Regions from separate parts of the Mus musculus genome. Here region 1 is linked to region 2. The links are chromatin loops, found by intact Hi-C in ENCODE. Cell type or tissue: heart. All regions are shown on one strand. Each heading gives the region's core, and the rest is flanking DNA. Links, peaks and the distances in the headings are about the cores only. Region 1 overlaps Gm35307 (a long non-coding RNA gene). Region 2 has its middle 12 kb from the start of Gm25716.

What was found. Peaks named below come from ENCODE experiments on the same cell type or tissue, not always from the same donor. Only the 100,000 strongest peaks of a DNase experiment are listed, where the experiment ranks them.
Region 1: it touches region 2 in a loop (2.6-fold over the local background); 4 of 42 quality-filtered maps call a loop at or near these places.

Annotation. Positions count from the first base shown.
Region 1 is chr14:62,037,777-62,050,185 of GRCm38, forward strand. It overlaps Gm35307 (a long non-coding RNA gene), which reads left to right. Exons shown (of 3, transcript XR_383481.2): 3 at 780-1,151. Among named protein-coding and RNA genes, the nearest start is that of Gm35307, 9.1 kb to the left of the region's middle. In heart, for the core only: a CTCF peak has its summit at 4,734 (motif pointing left); no DNase peak of the experiment used is centred there.
Region 2 is chr14:61,324,468-61,336,876 of GRCm38, forward strand. It overlaps the pseudogene Gm5461. Among named protein-coding and RNA genes, the nearest start is that of Gm25716, 12 kb to the right of the region's middle. In heart, for the core only: CTCF peaks have their summits at 2,707 (motif pointing right), 3,668 and 6,981 (motif pointing right); DNase peaks (open chromatin) are centred at 3,554 and 6,734; H3K4me3 peaks cover 1,537 bases; H3K27ac peaks cover 371 bases.

The DNA of each region.
Region 1 (12,409 bases), core at 1,493-9,492, 710 kb after region 2:
AAAGGTGGCCTTGAACATACACAGCAGACTGGGTGGCTGTTGTTGAGGGCCAGTTTGGTTCCTGTTGGAAACTTGAGAAAGATAGATTAGGCAAAACATCAAATGGCTCTGGGATTGGCAAGTGTTTCAGGATGAAAGAGGGGACCTTGCAGAGCGGAGAGAATTTCTCAAGTGTTAGACGCCATCTCTCTTGGGGGTTGTGATGGGTACCTGACTATGCATGCTGGGTCAGACTGCACCCTGCTCCAAGTACACCATATTGTCTAACACAATGGCTTTCCTGGGCTGTGTGCTGTCCTGGATGACTCCACTTTTTACAATAGCATGTGACTCCACCTTGAGGGCAGACACAGAGGAGAGATGACTTGGCACTTTGGTGGCAATCCTGTTCCACACCACCTATGAGGACAAGTAAGAATGTTTTAAGATTTTTAAAAGGAGGGACATATAAGCAGACCAGAATCATATCAGGAAAATAAAGCCTGAGAACTGACTGACTAAACACGCCAGGGTGCGGACAGCTCAACGTCATTACCTGGACCCCATTCAAAACAGGGCATCTAACACTACACTGTTGACAGCCCCTTTTGACTTGTAATCTAGTGTGTGCATCCAAGGTCTGACTGGCAAAGAACTCCCTACTACCCTAGGGGCTTCAGCTTATTGTGGTCCCCAAGCTTCTGACCTAGCCTATATGAATTGCCATCAGCCTGTTTGTTCATCCGTGTGAACCCAGGCTTACTTTTTTCTTCTCTGTCTTCCATTGTCCCGGACCTCAGCTGGGCAGCTCACTTGACTCTGCTCAACTCTGGGCTTGCTGTCTGAGTCTCCAGCCACCCCCTGGCAGCCCCTCAACAAGCTCAGCACTTGATTCCTACAGTGTCCATGCCAGCCTTCTGCCTGCCCTGCAGGAAAGCCTCTTTGGAGCAACTTGGACTCTGCTATACTATATTTAAGGCTTTGCAGATATCCTGTGACCTACATGTATTGTATGTCATTGCATTTGCTGTGTGATGTGTGACTGAAGAGTTCACAGTTGTAATTAAGATGGAAATAAAGTAACTTGTGTTTGCCAGTTAAGGGCAACAGGATTCTTTTCGCAAGTTGCAACCAATGAAAATCTCTAGACTATGAGTTTATTGTTATTTACACCATGGGACGGTATAAATATGCTTATGTTTCTCACATAGTATATTATAAGTTAGGGTTCTCTAGAGGAACAGAGCTGATAGATAGATAGATAGATAGATAGATAGATAGATAGATAGATAGATAGATAGACAGACAGATAGATATAGAAAAGAGATTTATTAAAATATATTAATTATAAATTATAAATATATTATATATATTAGTGGTTCAGCTAGTCTAATAATGGCTGACTATTAACAGAAAGCCCAAGAATCTAGTAGTTGCTTAGTCTTGGAAGTTCTATGTCTCAGTGAGTCTTCAGTGTATGACAAAATCCAGAAGTGGGCTTTATTGCCAGTGAAAGATTGGACTTGCCAGAGAGTGAGAACAGGCAGGCAAAGAGAGCCAAAGAGAGATTCCATCTTCCTTCTTCCATGTCCCTTGTACAGTCTGCTATCAGATTGTGTGGCCGAGATTAAAAATAGATCTTCCCACCGCAGAAAATCTAGATTGAAAGTCAGTCTTCCCACCTCAAATGATTCGATTAAGAAAACTGTCCTTCATAAGTGTGCCCAGGCCACTGAGCTTTAGTTGATTCCAGATGCAGTCAAGTTGACAACCAAGAATAGACATCACACACAGCATGCTCGCGACAGAATGCTTGTAAAAATTCGTGAGAGAGTACACCCAGAAAGGATGGATTCACTGCGTACCAGATTACAACTCCAGTAGCTGAGTGAGGAAAAAAGATTGGAGCTTAGCAGGCTTTCAATGCCAGGGCCTGCTGCTCTGAGCCACTAACACCTCTTCTAAAATACTAGACTTCAGTTTTTGTTAAGTCAAAAACAATCTCATGGTAAGTCCCAGCCCCCTCAGAGTGTGTAGAAAGCAGGGTGTTGCGGGTGGGCAGCATCTGTAGTTTCCAGAAGTGTCTTTGCTGATTTGGTCACTTTACTTTCACTTTATTTTGTTTATTATTATTATTGTGCATGTTGGTGAGCACACACATACCACAAGGCACGTATGCATGTCAGAGAATGCTCTGTACAGTTGGCCCGTCCTTCACCCTTCTCCCTAGGGATCAAACACAGGTCAGCAGGCTTGCACCAAGCGCACCTTTACCCACTCAGCCATTTAGCCAACCTATATTTTCTATTTATTTAATTTTATAATCAGGCTCATGAAGAGGCTGAATATCAGACATTGACTTTGGGGTCCCAAAGTCATGGCTGTAGAGAAAAGTTAGAAGTTTCCGACGGGTTGTCTACGTAGAAAACCCAGGAGATGAGCTGATCCTTTAAGAGAACACCTTGGTTCCTGGACTTTGAGTAGAAGCAGTATCTACACATGGCTAACACTTGGACAAGGCCAAAGGAGTTTCTACACTAGTGAGAAAGAGAGAAAGCCACCAAGAAAAAAAGACAACCAAAAAAATTCACAACAAACATGGACACAAATGTTAAAAATGCCAGCCCCCCCACCTCAATATAGCAAGAAAATTGTAGTTAATTGAGCAAAGACGAAATTGAATAAGTTGGCAATTTTCATTTTTTCAAACTAAGTGTGATCAATATTATCCTAATCAAAATAAGAAAAATGATATATTCTCATGGAAATGTGACTGTGAAGTTGATCTGGAAGCATGGATAAATGAAAGTAACCAAGAAAGAGATAAAGACTTAAAGCAAAAAACAAAAACAAAAAGACAAAAAGCTCTTAATAATGCTTTAACAGAAAAGTCCCAGAGCAACAATCAATAGAAGAGAGTCAAGTCCCTCAGCACACTCAAATGTATGTCAACATTTATTATAATAAAGCAACTTCAGACTGCTGGATGAAGCTGAAGTTTACTCTGATGAGTAGTGCTGGCATAATTCCTTTTTTTTTTTTTGAGGATAGAAAGGGGTTCAAATCATATCCCCAAATAAATTCTTGATGAATCAAATAATTAAAATTTAAAAGCTGAGAGAAGAGAAAATTATGATGAAGTTTCATCAATTCTTCATGTTGAATAGGTTTTTAAGAGAAAATGGGGAAAGATTTATGAAAGAAGACAGATAAGTTTTATACCAAAATTAAAACCATTTATATGTCAAACTTAAAAAAAAAATCATGCGGCAAAAAGTACCCAAAGGAAGAGTGCAACATTGAAGGCAACACATGGTTCACTTAGAGAGCTTCCAGGGATCAGTAACTAGAATATTAATATCTTAAACAAAAATTGCTGTTATTTACAAGAAATAAATTGTATAAGTGGAAAAATTAGACAACAAGCACTGAAAAATAAAGTCCAGTGTTTGTTTAAAATATAATGGGAAGAAGATCACATCTATACAATTAGGGCATAATTTAAAGGTAGGGAAAAATCCAATAATTATATGTTTAGGTAGAGGGTCAGATAAGCAGCAGCTATACAAAAGGCTCAGTGGTTAAGATGTTCTCGGTGCAATGGTGAGGACCACAGTATTGCACCAGGACCTAGGAACAGTTGGAGTCTATGCTGGCTGTAACCCCAGCTCTGCAAAGCTGAGGAAACAGGGGCTGCTGGGGGCGACCCTGCCTCAAAAGACTATGCCAAGGGTGATATCAGAGGACACCCAACACCCTTTCCTGGACTCCATATACATGTATAGCTACATGCACAGTACACATGTACACACATAGGCATGCACATACACAGATACACACACAGACACGTTCACACTCACACACACAGGAACATATGCACACAGACACACATGGACATGTACACACACAGGTATCTATATAAAGACACACATGGGGACATGTTCACAAATACACAAACACACACAGTGACACATATACACACACAGACATACACAGAGGCATATATACACCCAGACACACATACAAGGACATGTACACACATTTTCACACAGAAATGCACAATACAGACACAGACACAGACACAGACACACACACACACACACACACACACACACACACACACAACTGTTTAGAGCCAGGAATGAGGAAACTCTCATGTACCTCAAGAGGAAATGTGAGATTTTAGGGCTGAAATATGGTTACATATCCAAAATCTTAAAGTTGTAAATGCAGGCTCACCTCATAATTCCTCTGCAATGAATCTATCCTGAGGGAAGTTTTTTTTGTTTTGTTTTGTTTTTTTTGTTTGTTTGTTTGTTTGTTTGTTTTTTTTTAAGAAAACGATATTTAAGGGTTTTGGTACAAGCACTTTATTGTAGTGTTATTTATAACTAAAAATGTATCAAAACGTGTTTAAAGAATTACAGTACAGTTACAGATTGCAGAAAATTACACTCCCAAGGATATTCAAAAATTTTAAAGAAATATAAAGTTAATATGAAATGAAACCAAAGAGGCTTCAAAGCCACATGGCTTGGGCTCTTCATGTATGCCTGCATATGTCCACCCATGGGTATGTGCCACCCATGCAGAGATTGGCACAAATGGATCGACAAGTGGTTGCCAGGATAGTGAGTTTGTTAGTGGGGTTTGTAACCTTATTTGCTTTTTGTTTCAGTTTTTTTTATGAACAAAAGCTATTAGCTTTATTATCATAAATATTAGTTTTGCAGTTCTCTCTGCTACCGAGGGCTCCCCCTGCTGTTCACTTGGGAAACATGAGGGCTTGGCTTTGATAGTCCCTAATTGTGATTCCCTTTGTTTTCTGGAAGACTCTAATCTTTGGCCTAGTGGCATTCTCCATGTCTCATTAACCTTGAGTGCAAGATCTTTTAATTTGCGTATTTGTAATGATAGGTCGTTATTAGTGGAGATATAATTCTTGCACACTGATCATTTATTTGAAAGGATCACTCCCATGGCTTGTCAGATTCCGAGACATTTTCACCACTCCAAGCAGAAGCCTGTACCATTAGCCACCAGTCCCCCTCAGCCCTCCCCCGCCCCTGGTAAACAGTGCATGGCATTCAGGCATGAGCTTGCCAGCTTCAGACATTCTATAAAATGGAGCGATTGTGAGCCTGCCTGTTGCATCTGGCTTTCCTCCCTGTCTTACAGTCTTCAAGGCTCGCCCGTGCTGCAGCTGAACTTTGTTCTTTTTACCACTGAATAATATTCCGCTGTCTAAATACATCACTGCAGCCTATTTATTCACTAGTTAATAGGCATTTAGATTCTGTTTACCTTTTAGCTATTTTAATTAATGCTGTGATGAATATTCATGCGTACACTTTTTATCTTGCATCTTAAATTCCCTTCAGTGAAATGCTAATGCATATTGTTACTCGATATTTAACATTCGGAGAACCAAGTCTTTTTATCACTCCTGAAGGAGAGCGCGTACTCACTGCCAGTCACCAGAGAGGGAACTGCCCAACTATTCCAGAGTGACTACATCATCCTGCATCAAGTGGAATCTTTCTGTGGTTTGATTTGCATTTGCTAATGACTATGGGTTTCTTGTAGGTGCTTTTTGGCCATTTGCACATTTTCTTTGGAGAAATGTTTATTTATACCCCCTGTCTCTTTTTAATTAGGAAATTTGTCTCTTTATGGTTGAATTGCAGTCATTTTCCCTCCATATCCAATGCTAGACTCCTGCCAGGTATGTGATTTATAGATTTTTTTAAATATCCTATGATTATTTTTATTATTTTGAAATATTTTTAAAACAAAATATCTTTTAATTATTAATCAAGTCCAAATATCTCAGTCTCTTTTGTTGCTTATGCTTTTGGTATCACATCTAAGAACTCATTGGCTGAGTCGCAGGACACGACATTTTCCAGCTGTGATGCCTTCGGCATCTCATGGCTTCAGTTCTTACCTTTAGGTCCACATGCACTCTGGGACTATCTCATTTTAGCATTTGACCATGGTGAGAGGGAGTCTCACCTTCAAGTATGTTCTACTCTTTCAGCACCATCTCTCTGTAAGCATGGCATTGCCCTTACTGAATTGCCTCCATCTCTTTATTAAAAATAAGTGCGTGCATTCTGCATCTCAATCCTATCTGGTGACCAAAATGACTGGCAAATTTCCAACTCAACCTTTGGACTGTCTGAAACTTTTATGTGAAAAGGCAGCTGAGATTTTGGTAAAAGAACAAGGAAGGATCTATGGACACAGAGTTATAACATGGAATCCCAAGTCTGTGAGGACAGACAAGCTAACATTATTTATGCTCTTTCTCTGAGTGGTGTTTTGCAATTTCCTTGTATATAAGTTACCATGTTAAATCTATTTCTAAGTTCTTATTAAATGATCATATAAATAAAATGTTCTTAATGTTATTTCCTGAGTATGCATTGCTGGTATAGAAAACTGTAAATTCTTCTCTGCACAGTCTCTGCAGCCATAAGGCTACTGAAACAGCTTTTGACCATAATAGAGTTTTGTGGTTTCTTTAGCATTTCCTATTTCAAATTAAGCAAACACAGATACACGTATTGCTTCATTTCTAGTGTGGTGTTTTAAAATATAGTTTTCTCCACTATTGCTGTGAGTCAAACCTCCAGAACTATTTTCCAGTCGAAGGGAGACGGTTTTCAACTTCTAGCATCAAACATAATGTTACATTTTCTCCTTTACTTTATTTTATGTGTACTGGTGTTCTGTCTGCATTGTGCATGTGCATCAGTGGATGGAATACTCATAGAATGCATTGGCTCCCCTGGGCCTGGAGTTACAGACAGTTGGGAGCCAAAATGTGGATCCTGGGAATCAAACACAGGTCCCAGGAAGAGTAGCCAGAACTCTTAGCTACTGAGCCATCTCTCCAGCCCTATGAAGCATAATAGTAACTGCTTATATTTATTTGGTGTAAACCAGAATGAGAGAGTTCCCTTCCATTCTAATGTATTGGATATTTTAACAAGAATAATTTGTATTGTGGATGTAATCAGATGCTTCATGTATCTATTGCATGGACTCTTTCCTTCTGTCTATGAATGTGGTGTCTTAGTTTCTGTTCTATTGTTGTGACAAAACATCATGACCAAGACTTACAGAAGAAAGCATTTAATCTGTGGGCTCATGGTTTCAGAGAGAGAGAGAGTCCATGGCCATCACAGTGGGGAACATGGCAACAGGCAGCAGCCATTGCACTGGGATAGTAGCTGAGAGCTTGCACCCCATCCACAAGCCTGAGACAAAGAGAGAGAGAGAGAGAGAGAGAGAGAGAGAGAGAGAGAGAGAGAGAGAGAGAGAGAGAGAGAGGTGAGTAGGAGCTAGCTGGAAATGCCCGAGGCTTTAAAACCCCAAAGCCCAAACACAGTGACACACCTCTCTAACAAGGCCACACCTCTGAATCCTTGCCAAACAGTTCCACCAACTGGGGACTAAGAATTCAAATACATGAGCCTATGGGGCACATTCTCATTCAAACCATGACATATAGTATATAGCATTCATCATTCTTAGTATGTTAAACCAACCTTGCATTCCAAGAGTAAATTTTAGTTGATCAGGGATAATGGATTTTTTTTTGTAACTCTTTAAAAAGATTGTACACTGAATTGTGCTACTAGCTTTGTTAATTTTAATATAGTTATAAGAATTATTGATTTGTACTTTTTTTGAGATGTCTTTGACTGGTTTTAATACCCAATGTCACTACTCTTATATGACAGCTTGTTTTGTTTTGTTTTTTTTCCCCTGAAAAATTTCTAAATGATTGGTCCTAATTGTTAAGACACTTGATAGGATTTATGTGTGAAGCCATCTGGTTGGGTTTCTTTTTTCCTTTTCTTCCTAACCTGGTCTCTTACTTGTATGGTTCATTCAGATTTTTATTTCTTCCTGAGTCCATTTAGGAGCTAAGAATGTTTACCACCAACTGTTCAAAACATTACTGCATCCCATTTTCTTGTTCATGTAAGAGTTTATCATTTCTTTGAGGTTAGTAGTAATCTCTCTTTCTTATCCCTAATTTTAGTACTGGTTTTGTTTCTCTCTTTTCTTAACCATTTTAGGGCAGAATTGTCATTTTTCCTGATCTGTGTAAAGACTCAGTTTCACTGTCACTGACTGTCCCTATCGTCCCCGCTTCCTCTATTTTCCTTTATCATTCATTATTTTTTTCATTCTGAATTTTTTGTTTGTTTGTTTGTTTTTTGTTTTTTCCCGAGACAGGGTTTCTCTTTGTATCCCTGGCTGTCCTGGAACTCACTCTGTAGACCAGGCTGGCCTCAAACCCAGAAATCCTCCTGTCTCTGCCTCCCAAGTGCTGAGATTAAAGGCGTGTGTCACCACTCCCCCGCTGATTCTGTTTTTTATTAATTGAATTTGTGTTCAGTTTTATGTGAGTGTGTGTGTTTTCTAGTATAAAATTTACTTATTTTTATTTAAGATCTTTTTCAAAATTGATGTAATTTCCAAAAGGATATTTTTACAGTCATTTCTTACTATTATCCTCCATAAATGTTCTGGTATTTTGTGTACACCTCCCTCCCTCTCTCTGTCTCTGTCTGTATCTATCCCTCTTTCTGTCTCTGTGTCTCTGTTTCTGTGTGTGTCTCTGTGACTGTTTCTATCTCTGTGTCTCTGTCTCTTTATTTCTCTGTATGTCTGTCTCTGTATGTCTTTGTGTCTCTTTCTCTTTCTGTATGTCTCTGTGTCTCTGTCTCTGTCTCTCTATGTGTCTCTGTGGCTGTGTGTTTCTGTGTCTCTGTCTCTTTATCTCTCTGTCTGTCTCTGTTTCTGTGTCTGTCTGTCTGTCTGTCTGTCTCTGTCTCTTTGCCTCTGTCTCTTCCTCTTTCTCTCTTTTTCTCTGAATGGGCATTGAACTCTGATTCTTTTGTGCTCAGCAAATACTTTGCCCCTGAAATTCACCCCAGCCTTTGATGTTTTATTTTCACTCATCTCATGGCATATCTGACTTACCCTGTGATTTCTCCTTTGATTCACTCATTATTTAAGATTGTGTTGCTGAATTTTCACATATTTGTGATTTTTTTTTAAGTATCCTCTTGCTGTTGATTACTAATGTCATTCCATTGTGGTTGGAGAACACATGTGATATAATTTTGTTATTTTTAACCTTAGATGATCAGCTTTTTCAAGTGTGCTCTGATTTACACACACACTTTGACACAAAAGCAGACACACAGCGATAAATAACTGTAGAATAATAAAAACTCCACAGTATTTTAGCCTAATATATGGTGCACCCTGGATAACACCCAATGTGCATTTAAGAACATGCTGTGCTATTACATGTGTTTTACATGTGTTACATATGTGCTCTACAAATACCTGGTAGGGTCGCTTAGCTTTATAGTTTATTCAAGTGTTTGTTTTCTTGTTTGCCTTCTGGCCAGTTTATCTGTCTGTTATTGAAATCAGATATTAAAATCACCAGCTATTAGTAATCAATGTTAAAATGTCCCACTTCAGGGCTGGTTTGGGTTTATGGTTTGGGATTCTGTTATTAACTACATGTGTTAATAAATGTCATGGTTGTTGAAGAATTAGCCTTTATTTTAATATTGTATACCTTTTAAAACTTGGATTATCTTCTAAATGTTCTCTGGTGATTTGTCATAAAATTTTTACTTTTTTTTTAATCTTTAAGTTTACTATGGGTAAAATTTACTATAAGTAAAGTTTGCATTGAGGGTCTTTTCCAGTCCTTTTTATTCAGCTTTCAATACTTTTGAATTTGAAGTATTTCTTTGCAGACAGCATGTAAGTCTCAGAAAGGGTTTTAATAGATAAAAAGGGATAGTTTCTGTACACAGACATTGTGAACACAGATAAACAAAATTAACCGCCCCACCCCACCCCCAAGATTTTAGTGGCATTTAATGTATAATGCAAACTTCTAGGAGAAAATAGGATTTGCTGTATCCCCTTCCCCTGCCCAGTGAAGGTAGCTGCAGAATATTAACCTTTTATTGATAAGTGTCTTTTAGCAAGTGTTTTGTGAGGTTATGGAAACACTGACTAATATTTTTGTCACTGGCATATAAGTAAGAGAAATGAACTTAAAGGAGAAGGTTTTGTTTCAGGTCATGGATTTCCAAGCTTTCAGCCTCTGGACAGTTGGAACCCATTGCTTTGGGTGTGAAGTGAGGCAGACTATCATGGTGGCAGGAGTGTGTGGTCAGGAAGCAGAAAGAGGGAAGATGCACATTAGTTGTCCTCCTTCTTACTCCTCTTTTATTCCACCTGGGTACCACCCCTAATATGTTGAATGGTGCTGTCCACTCAGGATGGGTCTCCTTGACCCTTTATGGAAATGCTCTCAGAAACACACCTACAAGAATTTTTTTTTTAATGTCAGCCATTGTCTATTCGGGTGAACAATTGAAGTCACCATATTCAAGATAGCTACTGTGTCTGTGACCAAGAGGCCAAGGCTTTGAAAGGAATTCAGGGCTAGCAAAATAAAATTCAAGTCAACTGCATAAACTGAATTTCATATAAACAACAACTTTAGTGTTTGCATGAACAATACATATACTCTGATGAAATTTTGTTCATCTAAAATTTATATTTAGCTGAATAGCCTGTAGCTTTGGAAGGTAATGGTGGTACCTGGATTGCTCAAAATATACAGCAATTTCATAGGAAAAAAAATCTAACATTAAATTTTTCAGAGTAGTGTTCATTGGTTTTTTACTAGCAGAAGCCCATTGGCATGGTTGAGGGATTAGTACACAAAGTCACTTCACTCTTAAAAACTCAAGGATCTTCGTAACGCGAGGCAATACTACAACCAGTAGTGATGTATTTAAAAATAATCACAATAATGAAACTAATGATTATGGCTCCTTCACTATGTGCACCAATCCAAGAGATTTTCATTTTGTTCTCATTTAAACTTCGAAAGAGCCCTAAGATTCCCTGGCTATAGTGTGTGGGAGCTAAGCCCTAAAATTCCCTATGATAGAAATTCATAGTATGTAGGATTTGAGTGGAATGGTTTATGCAGCTTAGCTGGGATGATTGTCAGTAAGAAAGGGCAAAACTGAGAAAGAAAAGAATTGCTAGGAAAGGAGAATTGTTGTAGTTCAAAAAAATAGCTCCATTGGGGGCCCTGTGTCCCATCCAATAGCTGACTGTGAGCATCCACTTCTGTGTTTGCTAGGCCCCGGCATAGCCTCATAAGAGACAGCTATATCAGGGTCCTTTCAGCAAAATCTTGCTAGTGTATGCAATGGTGTCAGTGTTTGGAGGCTGATTATGGGATGGATCACAGGGCCCCCAATGGAGGAGCTAGAGAAAGTACCCAAGGAGCCAAAGAGATCTGCAACCCTATAGGTGGAACATCAATATGAACTAACCAGTACCCCCGGAGCTCGTGTCTCTAGCTGCATATGTATCAGAAGATGGCCTAGTTGGCCATCAGTGGAAAGAGAGGCCCATTGGTCTTGCAAACTTTATCTGCCTCAGTACAGGGGAACACCAGGGCCAAGAAGTGAGAGTGGGTGGGTAGGGGAGTGGGAGGGGGAGGGTATGGGGGACTTTTGGGATAGCATTGGAAACGTAAATGAACAAAATACCTAATAAAAATAATAATATTAAAAAATAGCTCATGCTAATGTATCATGTTATTAAGGAGTTCAAATTAACATTCCCTCTGAGCAGACCTGTGGAGGGTTCTATGAGGTCACTTTAAGATATAGAGCCTGGCTGGCTGCGGTGAAACTTCCTGGTAATCATAATTCGATGAGGAGGAACAAGCCACGGTCTAGCCTGGGCTGCAGTTTTCTGTAGTCAGGGATGGTGTGTCATGCTTATAATCCCAGCAAGAACTGAAAGTTCAAGAGAAGCCTGATCAAACAGGACTGGAGAGAAGGCTCAGTGTAAAACATTATCTTTAATAGCATGAGGCCCTAAGTTCAGATCCCAGGACCTATGGAACGAAGGATGCAGTAGTGTAGACCTATAATCATAGTGCCCTTACCTCAAGATGGGAAGTAGAGACAAGAGAATCCTTGGAAGATCATAGGTCAGGTAGCTTGGCACCCTGGCACTTGCAGAGATAAACAACAAGAGATGCTGTTTCAACAAGGAGGGCAGAGAGAACCAATACCTGAGATTGTCCTCTGACCTACACACACACACACACACACACACACACACACACACACGTACACACATCAATCAAGCAATGAAAAACCCTCTTTACTTAAAGATAGCTATCTTTATTGTAAAAGTAGCTTGCACAATGTAGTTCCTTCTAGACAAGGATAGGCATCAGAAGGAATCTGTGTGCATTGGAGCAGCTCAGGTAAAGGTAGAAGTAGAATCATGAATTTAAGGGTTAATACTGAATTAGCAACAGTGCTCTCTACTGTCTGGA
Region 2 (12,409 bases), core at 2,336-10,335:
CAGATGTGAACGGTCAGCCTGCCTCCATCTTTTTTTTTTTAAAGACACATTTATTCATTTATTCAGCGTCATGATCAGACTATTACATTTAGCAATCAACAGCATGGGTGAAAAAGGTCTACAGTAAAACCTTTTGTTGGAATGCTTTACACTTTCCACAGAACAGAAAGTAAAAGAACCTGTTATGCAATTAGTCACAAATAGTGACTGGAGTTTTTGCCCACACACATGAGTATTGTCTAAAACATGTCTTCTTTGTAGCAGCTAGGCCCTGCCACCACTGTGCTTGGCTGAGGTCACAAATCTGTTGTAACCTGTAGCTTCCCTGTCACTTCTCTGGCTCTCCTCTCCTGCTAAGCTTTGTTTCCTGGCTGTATGTAATTGGAACCTCCTGCCACTGCCATAGCTACTGCTGCTGCTGGAACCTCCATAGCCACCTTGGTTCCATGGTTTAGCAAAGTACTGACCTCCACCACCATAAGGGCCAGAGCTCCTGCCTCCAAAGTTTCCTCCCTTCATCGGCCCAAAATTTGAAGACTGATTGTTGTAATTGCCAAAATCATTGTAGCTTCTATCACCTCCAAAACTGCTTCCATCATTGCCAAATCTATTATAGCCATCCCCACTGCCACCATATCCACCACCACCATGGCTGCCACCAAAGCCACCACGACCACTAAAGTTCCCTCCTCAACCAAAATTGTCATTGTCACCAAAATCGCTTCCACGACCACCACCCAAGTTTCCAGAACCACTGGGACCTCTCTGGCTGGATGAAGCACTAGCCACCTCTTGCTTTGACAGGGCCTTTCTTACTTCACAGTTGTGGCCATTCACAGTATGGCATTTCTGAATAACAATCTTATCCACAGAGTCATGGTCATCAAAGGTAACAAAAGCAAAGCCCCTCTTTTTCCCACTGCCTCTGTCAGTCATAATTTCTATCACTTCAATCTTCCCATACTGCTCAAAATAATCTCGTAGGTGATGTTCTTCAGTGTCTTCTTTAATACCACCAGCAAAGATCTTTTTCACAGTTAAGTGGGCACCTGGTCGCTGCGAATCTTCTCTTGAGACAGCTCTCTTGGGTTCCACAACTCTTCCATCCACCTTGTGTGGTCTTGCATTCATGGCAGCATCCACTTCTTCCACAGTGGCGTATGTGACAAACCCAAAACCCCTGGATCTCTTGGTGTTTGGATCTCTCGTTACCACACAGTCGGTTAGTGTTCCCCATTGCTCAAAATGGCTCCTCAGACTCTGGTCGGTTGTTTCGAAGCTCAGCCCTCCAATGAAGAGCTTCCGAGCTGTTCTGGCTCCTTGGGAGCCTCTGATTTAGACATGATGGCAGGGTTACGAGAGCCTTCAGCCATGCTTCCTCGGCAGCGTCAAAGAGCAGAAAGGAATACGATAACGAACGTGCCCCACCCTGCCTCCATCTTAGGCTTAAAAGCTATCTTATAGTAAACACAAACTAGGTTTATTCCAGTTTATGATTAAATCTCTGTTTCTCAAGGATTGGGCTATGCCCAACCTTAATTACAAATGGTTCTGTACTGCCTGTTCCAGAAAATGATAACCATATCTTTGTTTCAGAAAAGTGCAGCCATCTTACAATCCAATCGTGGTTTTAAAAGGCTGCCATGACCTTATGCCCCCCTTGGAATCGCGTCTTTGTTTCAGGAGGTTATTATGACTGATGTGTCATGCTTATGTTCTGCCCCTGTAACCCCGCCTATTTCTAAATACCCCATTTGGAAACCTTCTACCTTTGAGCTATAAAAACTTTGTCTTCCTCATGTCCAAAGCTGACCTCTTGAACTCTGCCTTACAGGAGAGGTAGCCCAAATTAAAATAATAATAATAATAATAATAATAATAATAATAATGATAATAAACAAAAAAGAACCTTACTTTAATTAATTGTTTGCTTTAATTAATTTGGCCAATTAATTTGGTCAGTGATCTTTCTCCTCCCATCTTTGAGATTAACAGTCACAGGCTTTCGTACTTCCTCAAAAGAATAAGCCAAGGTGGATTTACGATCAAGTACACGGAAGTCAACACTAGAGAAGCCAATGCATCTCCAGAACACTCCTACTTGGAGCCCCGAAGTACAGTGTGGATGCAAACAGGAGGACTAATGTCTCCTCAAAGGCTTCTAGCCTATCAAACACCGACTTACTTACTTATACCTGTAAAATTTTCAGTTTGGCTTTTTTTTAAAAGTATCTTAAAATGTGTATTTGCTTGAATGTATGGACTTATACACACATGACTTGTACCCACAGAGGCTACAAGAGAGCACCAGGCCCTGTGGGACTGGAGTTGTGAGCTGTCATGTGGGTGCTGGGAACCGAACCTGGATACTGAGTGAGATGAGTAGCCAGAGCTCTAACCACAGAGCCAGCTGTCTCCCCAGCCCTCCCCATTCTATAGCACCTGCCGCCTCAGTATCCCAAGAGATACGGTTGTAAGTCAGAGCGAGCAACTAACTCAGGTGACATTTCCCCAAAGTGCCTCCTCCCTCCGTCCAAGGTTTCAGGTATTTAGTTTTTTAAGATTTATTTATTTTATGTATATGAGTACACACTGTAGCTGTACAGATAGTTGTGAGCCTTCATCTGGTTGTTGGGAATTGAATTTAGGACCTCTGCTCTCTCAGGTTGGCCTCACTCGCTCATTATTATCACTGTAGCTGTCTTCAGACGCACCAGAAGAGGGCGTCAGATCTCATTATGAGTAGTTGTGAGTCACCACGCGGTTGCTAGGATTTACCCGCTGAGCCATCTCACCAGCCCCAAGGTTTCAGTTTTAATAGAGTTTGGAGTGGCATTATTGATAAGTAGGTAGAAAACTAAGCAGGAAAAAAGAGAGAAATTATAACCTGGGGGGGGGGGGACTGTACTAAAGAGAAATGTAACCCCACTACCCTAAATAGCTCAGTTGTAAACAACATTTGCATAGTCCTAAGAACATAAACACTAAGTACTCATTTAACCAGATGCCTATTTTGGGAGAAGGGGAAAAAGAAAGTGTCTGTTACAGGAGGGATGAGAGTTAACTCTTGTTCTTCCAAGTAACAAGCTAGGAGCCACAGTGCAGGGGGTGGGGGATGGGAGGGGAGGGGGAGGGGGATCCTCAGCTGTAAGGTGAGCAGGGCCTCAGGGCATCCCTCTGCGGAGTGACAGTGATGATGGCTGTAAATGTGGACATTTAAGGGACTCTGATTCCCTGCAGCCATAGCAAACCAGTGGGGACTGAATGGCAGCCGGTGTGGGGTGTGGAGTGGGTACAGGCTGAGCAGACGGGCCAGACTGGGCTGGCTCAGGAAGAGATGGGCTCAAGTTCCATGTCAGCAGGAGTCAGTCCATCTGGGGTAGAGGGCAGCCACAAGTCAAAGCAGGTGACACCCTCATGAGGTGCCAGTGTCCTGGTTCCGTGTAACCTGTAAAGCAGCCCTGACGGATGTGGGTGACTGGGAGGCAGGTTCCAGGCTCTAGCAAGATTTTTTTCCCCACTGCAGGACCCATCAGAGCCTTTGATAGGAGGATGGAAATAGACACCGAAAGACTTGGCAGTCAGGGGTGGACAGGATGCAGTGTTGAGCATGCGCACAAGACTCCATAGCGAGCAGAACACTGCGCCGGAGAGCTGACAGCACTGTCTAGCGGAGGCGTGGTGACTGGCATTAGCAGGAAAGGAATCTACTGTTTAGTTCCGGTGCTGAGCAAGCGCTCTGCCAGCCTCGGTGCTGCATCCCCAGATCTGTATTCTGATGCCTTCACCACCAATCACGAACACTCTCTCCAGCTGCTGGGGTCTAATTCAGGCTTCAACGCCAACAAATACTGTGAGGTTTGAGACAAGATGAGGGGAATCGTATAGGACTACAAAGAGAGACAGCTGGCTGTGAAATCCGCAGCCATCCAGCAGGGAGGTGGGGTCCAGAGACCTCACAGAACTGTGATGCTCACAGACCCACCCCAAACCAAGATTAAACCCACAGAGCCCTCCACCAGCCTGGAAATGATGGGGATGGCTGTAAAGGAGCCGGTGTGGGGTATGAAGCGCCTGTCTCCCACTCCCTTCCTTCAGGGCTTTCCCTTCAGGTTCTGTGGGCCTCTAGTGGGGTTTCCTGGGACTGACACTTCTCCATCCAGTTGCGGGAAGTCCCACTTGTCTGACTCCTCAAAGGACAGACTCCTCAAAGAAGCTACCAAAGGGGGCTGGCAAGATGGCTCAGTGGGTAAAGTGCCTGTCCCAGAAGCATGGGAACGTGTTCGTGGATCCTCAGCACACCCACAGAAAGTGGCTTAACCAAAGCCGCGTGTTCTCCTAATGCTGAGCATCTCTCAGCCTGACCCCCAGATTTCCCTGTTCACATTTTCTGCTCTCTAACATGGCCCTCTCTGAAGGGCTGCTGGCTTTCCACCAATGGGTTCCAGCAACTTCTGTCCTAGCCCTGTGAACTCAGCATGCTTTCACTCCATGTTACTAAAATTCACTGTCCTATTGATTATCCCACAATTAAAACCTTATCCTCGCCGGGCAGTGGTGGCGCATGCCTTTGATACCAGCACTTGGGAGGCAGAGGCAGGCAGATTTCTGAGTTTGAGGCCAAGCCTGGTCTACAGAGTGAGTTCCAGGACAGCCAGGGCTACACAGAGAAACCTTGTCTCGAAAAACAAAAAACAAACAAGCAAACAAAACAAAACAAAACAAAAAAAAACCTTATCCTCATCCCTTTATATTTCCCCTCAACCTTATTTTCCTACCCTGGCATAAGAACTCAAGATCTTTGTCCGTTGGCTATTTTGGAGTGTATCCGTTGGATAGAAATGTAGAAGCCACCCAGGTATTTTGTAGAGAACACAAAGTGAGCAAGGTAGTCAATGGGACCCTTCAGGGCCTTCAACACATGATCACAGGCTCGTGCTTTCTCCCTATGGTCTGAGCAGGAAGAGGTAAACTCTTTCAGGATCAGGCCCGCTGTTTCATAAGCACTACCTATACTATATGGCATTTTGCCAACAGGTTGCTATCAGCTGGGATACATTGGCTGTCATCTGGAACTTCTTTGAGAAATGCCCTTGTCTTCAACCCTGGGCTCATTCACTTCTGGGAGGAAGGGAGGGTGTCAAATAAGTGTCTGTAACCTGCAGGGCTTTCTGGAGTCCCTCTTGATTACCACTGAGTCCTGGGTTTCAAGTCTCTCTCTCTCTCTCTCTCTCTTTTTTTTTTTTTTTTTTTGGTTTGGTTTGGTTTTTTGAGACAGGGTTTCTCTGTATAGCCCCGGCTGTCCTGGAACTCACTTTGTAGACCAGGCTGGCCTCGAACTCAGAAATCCACCTGACTCTGCCTCCCGAGTGCTGGGATTAAAGGCGTGTGCCACCACGCCTGGCTCTGGGTTTCAATTCTTAACTTAACAAACATGTCCGGCCCATCTGTGTTCGACTCTGGGTTCTGTGCATTCAGCTTTGAGTGCCTTGGAGGGCACAGAAGTTTCTCAGTCTTGCTGGTGTGTCTATACTTCAGGGCTACACAGCAGGAGTGGGAAGTGCCTGCCTGGGCCTAGCTTCTGCCTCTTGGTGCCCACAGAAGTGATGATGAAGGTGACTCCCCTGGGCCAGAACCCCATAAAGTCTCTGGGAGGTGGGTCCCCTCTTGGTCCCATCACCACCAGTTTCCATGAATGATGTCACTTGTGGTTATTCTTCAGGTATGGTTATGTTGGGGGAACCCAGCTGGGGGCAATGCAGGGACCCAGAGGGTCAGGCAAGGGGAAGGGGGCTCACATAATTGAGGATTCTCTCTCCTGGATTTAGGACTATCCCCTGGTCCTCTCCTGGCTGGAACAGAGAGTCGCTGACCCCTCACCCCTTTATGGTTGTTCTGAGATGTCCCCCTCTCTGGAAGACAATGATGATAGAATACACTCAGGGCCTGTTCCATAAATAACTGCTTGAGCTGAAGCAGGAAAGCCAGTCTAAGGAGGGTTTTTAACGTGCTCAGTCTCACAGGAGCACATGTTAAGCGCTGTACCAACCATTCCGGAGAAAGCTAAGAGGCAGGGGAGCACGCCTCTTGCAGAGCGAGCGGTTCCAATCCTCTTGCAGAGCGAGCGGTTCCAATCCAGTCTCACTGAGCACACAGCTAGGATCTAGCTCTGTGGCAGTGTAGCCGCAGATCCTCCCTCCCGTACCCATGGCACCAGGCAGACCTCTCAGCTTTCCTTGCCAAGTTCTTTGGTAGAATATGATAATCGTCTTTGGGGTTCATGGGATTAATGAGGGCTGGACAATACAGCGAACAGAAGTGCTTTGAAGAGGGACAGATCTGCGCTGGGCACTAACAACAGTCAGGCTTTCCTTGAATGCCTGCCAAGTTGGCATCCCAAATCCACTCCATTCTCTCTTCCACTTACTGCCTAACAAATGGAAAAGGCAAATGAACGGCGGCGGCGTGCGTGGCTTTTATCATGGACACCCTACACCCAAACCCAAGAGTGTTAGGGGAAGGGCCCATTGTCTGGAGATTTTTGAACTCAGACCTTGAAAGAACCGATGTCCTCGGAGCTCACTGTTCTACCCTCCCCCAGCCTTGCCCTAAAAACTCCAGATGCTAAAAATACCCTGGCCACCTGCTGCCCAGGGAGACAGTAAATCACGGGCCTTCTAGCACTAGAATCCCAGCCAGGCCTGGTTCAAGGTGGCCCCGGGCACAAACCCACGAGGTTAAGTTCACGTTTCTCCACCCAGGCTGCTACTAGCAGCTTTCCCTACTGCCCAGGAGGCTACAGGCAGAAGGGCCCAGAGCCAACGGGACCAGCTTGAACTTTCTGGAGCCAACGTGCCGAGTGGGTGAGGGGCAGTCTGGGAAAGGGCTGCTGGGGAAGGAGGCTCCAGGGAAAGGGAGCTGATGAGGCCACAAGAAGCAACTGCTTTACTGTATTAGAATACGGTCTGCACAACCACAAGTTGCCATACTGCGCTGTCTTGTTATTCGGAGGCCACCAGATGGCGCTGTTAACAAGGAACTCATGTATCTGTGGTGTGTGCTATTCCCTAGATGGGAAGAGAATTACTGGAGACAGCTCTTGCTTGACCTGGGCACACAGTGGCACATGGAGGAAATTTGCTACACACACACACACACACACACACACACACACACACACACACACACACACACACACCTCTAAACCAAAACACAGGCAAGAATGTCAAAGGTCAATTCACTTTCATTCTTAACACAGGACCACAGGCAAGAAATGAGAGGCAAATTAAATTTTAATGGACTTTTCAGCAAAAGGTTTCATCAACAAAGACAGTTGTGGGGACAAGTGCAGATTATATTTGAAAATTTGGGGATCCCTGAGAGTTTTCTAGAAAGCTATGTTATTACAGGTAACTGCTATCACACCAGTCAGTGGTGGCACATACCATTAATCCCAGCATACCAAAGGCAAAAACAGGCAGATACCTGAGTTCAAGGCCAGTCAGGTCTATAGAGTAGGTTCCAGGACAGCCAGGGCTACACAGAGAAGCCCTGTCTGGAAAACCAAACCAAACCAACCAACCAACCAACCAAAAACAATAATAAAAAGACAAACTGCTGTCAATCAGCTGCACGGTCCAATCAGTAAAATATAAAAACAGAGCAGTGCATAAGCTACAAGATAAGTGATGACGTTAAGGGCTACTCAAGTGTAATGAGTAGATCCACGTGATTGGAAATTACTTTGTGGTGGTTTGAATGAGAGTGGCCCCCCCTAGGCTCACGTGAGAATGCTTGGTCCCCAGTTGGTGGAACTGTTTGAAGGATTAGGAATGTGGGCTTGTTGGAAGAGGACTGACTGCCTTTAAGTTTTCAAAAGTCCAGGCTATTCTCAGTGTGTTCTTTCTTCTCTCTGCCTCACATAGACCACGGTGCAAGCTCTCAGCTACTGCCCCAGCACCATCCCTGCCTGCCTGCCTGCCTGCCTGCCTCCCACTATGTTTCCCACCATGATGATCATGAACCATGAGCCTCCAACTATAAGTTATATATAACTATATTATAACTTCCTTTATAAGTTACCTTGGTCATGGTGTTCTGTTATGCCGGGAGAAAAGTGACTAAGAAACACAGATCATCATCATCATCATCATCATTATTATTATTATTATTTGTGCATAGCTCACCTTCAACTGAGTGACTTTCAGATCTTTTATGTTCCTGGGGATGCATCTAATATTGTGTGTAATCCTTGCTGTTGGAGTAGAAAGACCACGTTTTTGTTGATGTTCCTGTTTTGGAGGCATGGTCCTGTTATTGTAGCCCAGTTGGCTCTGGACTGGAGCTTCCTCTGCCTCGGCCTTAGTTACCACCTTGCTGGGAGGTATACTTTTAAGTTGACTTTGACCTAATTCATGGGTGCTCTCACCCTGTGTCCCTCGGATTTCTTCCGGATAAACGACTTTTACACACAAATCTAGAATTCCAAGTACGCCCTGGGAAGGGTGTACAAAAATTACTATAGACCCCACTCAGGGCCATTTAAGTAACAGAGACACAGGCTCCAAGAAGTGGCCAAGGTACGGCTTCAGGGAGAGAAGGGATTGAACCAGGACCTAACTGCAGCACAATGGCCACACTGCAGCCTCTCTTCCAGAGTTGGAAAGAGGCCATTTAATACTTTCAAGTAACAGTCTACTTCCTCCAATCACACAAACATCTGAGGAAACTGGCTTCGAAAGTCAAGGATGATTGCTAGCAACTGTTGGGCTGCATCCTGCCTCATTGCTGGGGTGCCTAGAGCGGCTGGCATGCCACTTAGGGGAGGCAAAACAGTTTGCAATGGGGGGAGCCATGTTTTCCTGGGTGGGAAGCAGAGGCGTCTGGGATGGCTGCTGTGGCTCCCCGTCTCCTGTGTACACAGGCATCACTGCTGTACCACTGGGAGTCTGGAACGGGGATCCTCAGTCCATACTTCCCTTCAGGACCTTCATGAACCAAGCAGGAAGAGGAAGGCAGAGCCCTGTATGGGGACTGAACCTGGTTTGGTTCCGAGTGAGTGCCCAGAGTGTGGAGGGGCTGGAAGAGAAGAGAAAGCCTTCCTTGGGAGATTTAAGCACAGTTCTTTATGCCAAAGGCCTCCCCCCATGGCGATCTTTGATGAAGGGACAGTCCTTGCTTGTTCAAACTGCTTTATTTGATGGTGACTATGAATGCATATGCCTTACTCAGGGTGAACTAGGGATTAAATATCTTTTGCAGGAAGGAATGTCCAGGAAGGGAAGCTCATTGGCTGAACACTAGGGGCCTATCTAGAGACTTCATTAGCATGGAGAACATCAGGTTTTTAATGCTACGTGGCTGGCTGCCATGGTCCTCTCAGTGGGGTGACATTTACATGTTCCAAAGCAGGTAGAGTTTGGCAGGACCTGGCTCCACACCTCAGTTCTGAGCTTCATGGGGTTTGAGGTCACTCAACCTTACCACTTCTTGTGTCTGGTGGCACAGTTCACTTGCCCCACAACCAACCAGCTTCTGCTATGGGCACAGATTCCTCAAAAGTGAAGGCCTTTTCAAACTACCCACCATTATATTGTGTGGGATGTGGAGAGCTGTGGCTTGAAAAATGGAAAACTAATGAAAAAGGAGAGAGACTCGTCAAGTTAATACACACAGAGAAAAATCTTTAGGAAGCTGAAAGCAAGTTTGTCATACTGGTCTTCTCTGACCAGTTGAACCCTCTCTACAGCCCCTCCCCTTCTTTCTTCCATTGAAACAGGGTCTTACCATGTTATCCAACTGGTCTCAAACTACTGGGCTCCAACGATCCTGCTGCCTCAGCCTCTTGAGTGGCTAAAACCACAGATATGGGTCACCAGTACCCAGATTGTTTTCTTCTTGCTCTTCCAGTTTCCCCTCTCAGCATTACACTTCTGTCTATTTTAGTTTGGGGTTAGGGCTGAATCCAGGGTTTCAGGCACGCTAGGGCAGCACCCTACCACTACAGCCAAGTCTGTGTAATAAAGCAAGTTTTAAAGGAAATTCAACAGCAAAGCATAATATATCAGACTATTAACTTCTAAGGATTAACCAATGGGTGTGACTGCTTCCTATGGGGAAAGATGATGATTCTGGGGAATGTACTAAGTCTGGGGTCTGCAGGGATATCCAGGTGAGATGCAGACTCTCCATGTAAGAGTGAGTGGAAGATGCTAGTACCCTCTTCCACCTATGTCTGGTAGGCCTACTACTTCAGGGCATTCAAAGTTGGGGAAGTATGGCAGTTAGCATGCTTATTTGAGGCCTTGCACAATTATTCTCTTTAATTCATTATTTCTCATTAGAGACAAATTTGAGCTTTTATTTAAAAAAAAAAACCAAAGCAGGCACATGTATTTTAATGATAATTTTTGTCATTGTTTTTGAAACTATGTTCCACACTGTTGCACAGGCTGACCCCAAACTTCTGGAGATACTCTTGTCTGCGTCCAGGAAGCTGAAACTGCAGGCATGCACCACTATACCACAGCTATAATTGTAAGTTATAAGAAAACACATGGGGTTATTTTTCAAGCCTTGTATTAGGGCTCTCTAGAAGAAAAGAATCAACCAAGCAAATTAATCAGTGAATCTGTTCATCGATTGTCTACATGAATTAAATGATTTAGTCAATCAGCTAGTGTTACAATAGTGATGCTCGGTCCCTGAGGCTAGGTGCCTTGGCAGATCCAACCTGGTCCTGCACACCTACAGGATTCCTGGAGAGCCGCTGGTGCTCAGTCGATGACAGAAGCCGGGAACTGCTGGTTCTGGTATCCATGAAGACTCGGCAACAGCAGTAGGGTCTATCATCCAGCATGTGCGGAAGGCCAAGCCAGGCCAGTGACCTTCCTTGTGCCAGGAAGTGATGCCCATATTTAGAGATGGGTCTTCCCATACCAATAAGGCAACCAGGACAGTTCCAGACTCCGGCGACTCTAATCTGTGGCAAGCCGACATTCAACCAATTATCATAAACCTTTTTTTGCATTTCAGTCTCTCAGCAAGGTTTTATAATTCTCACACCTCAACATGCAGACTGCTTTTACAGCCCAGGTATTAATTATTACCACTGAGGATTGATTAGTGGAGCCAAGACAGATACAAGGTCACGGTGCCACCCAGACTCTTCTCAGATGAAGTATGAAGACATCTGCTCAATGCTTTCTGGATGGGAGGAGTTTACAAGAGAAGTTTAGAGTATTAATAATAGCAAGTGGGGGTGGAAAAGCCAAGCCTTCTTGCTTCCTCCTTCTTCCTGTCTTGTGTATCCTAGACTGGCCCCAAACTGTCTATGCAGCTGAGAGTGACTTTCTGATCTTCCTGCCTCAACCTCCTGAGAGGTGTGTGTCAAGGAGGATCGAATCCAGGACTTTGAATGCGCTAGGTGAAACACCATGGCCAAAGGCAAGCGGGAAGGAAGGGGTTTCTTTGGCTTACCTTTCCACATCATAGTCCATCACCAAAGGAAGTCAGGACAGCAACCCAAACAAGCCAGGAATCTGGAGGAAGTTGATGCAGAAGCCATGGAGGGGTGCTGCTTACTGGCTTGCTCCCTGTGGCTTGCTCAGCTTGCTTTCTTATACAATCCTAACCCCTAGCCCCAGGTTGGTACCACCCACAATGTTCTGGGCCCTCCTGCATCGGTTACTAATTAAGAAAATGCCCTACATGCTGGGTGGTGGTGGTGCACGTCTTTAATCCCAGCATTTGGGAGGCAGAGGCAGGCGGATTTCTAAGTTCGAGGCCAGCCTGGTCTACAAAGTGAGTTCCAGGACAGCCAGGGCTATACAGAGAAACGCTGTCTCAAAAAAACAAAAAAAACAAAAAAAAACAAAAAAAAACAAAAAAAAAAAAAAGAAAAGAAAAGAAAATGCCCTACATGCTTGCCTATAGCCCCCGACCCCCATCATATGGAGGCATTTTTCTCAATTGCGGTTTCTTACTTTCAAATGACTTAGGCTTATGTCAAGTTAACATAAAACTAGCCCACACACTAGGCGAACACTTGACCAATTTAGCTACATCTCCAGCCCAGGACTTTTGTTGTTGTTGTTAAAAATTATATATACCAAGTAGTGGGTTTCCTTCTGACTTTTTCACACATACTTCTCCCTTGTTTGTCCTCCTCCTGCTGTTCCTCTTCCCTCCCTCAGTAGCCCTCCTGCCTTCATGTCACATGTATTCTAATTACCCATCCCCTCCTGCCTTCATGTCACATGTATTCTAATTACCCATCCCCCTACAACCTGAAGATTGCTTCTGCCGATCTCACGGTTCCTAGTTTCTTTGGCATCCATATAACAGATAGGGAGAAGTTAAGACAACTGATTCCTAAGGTTCTGAGCAAAATTTAGACTTAAAATATTTT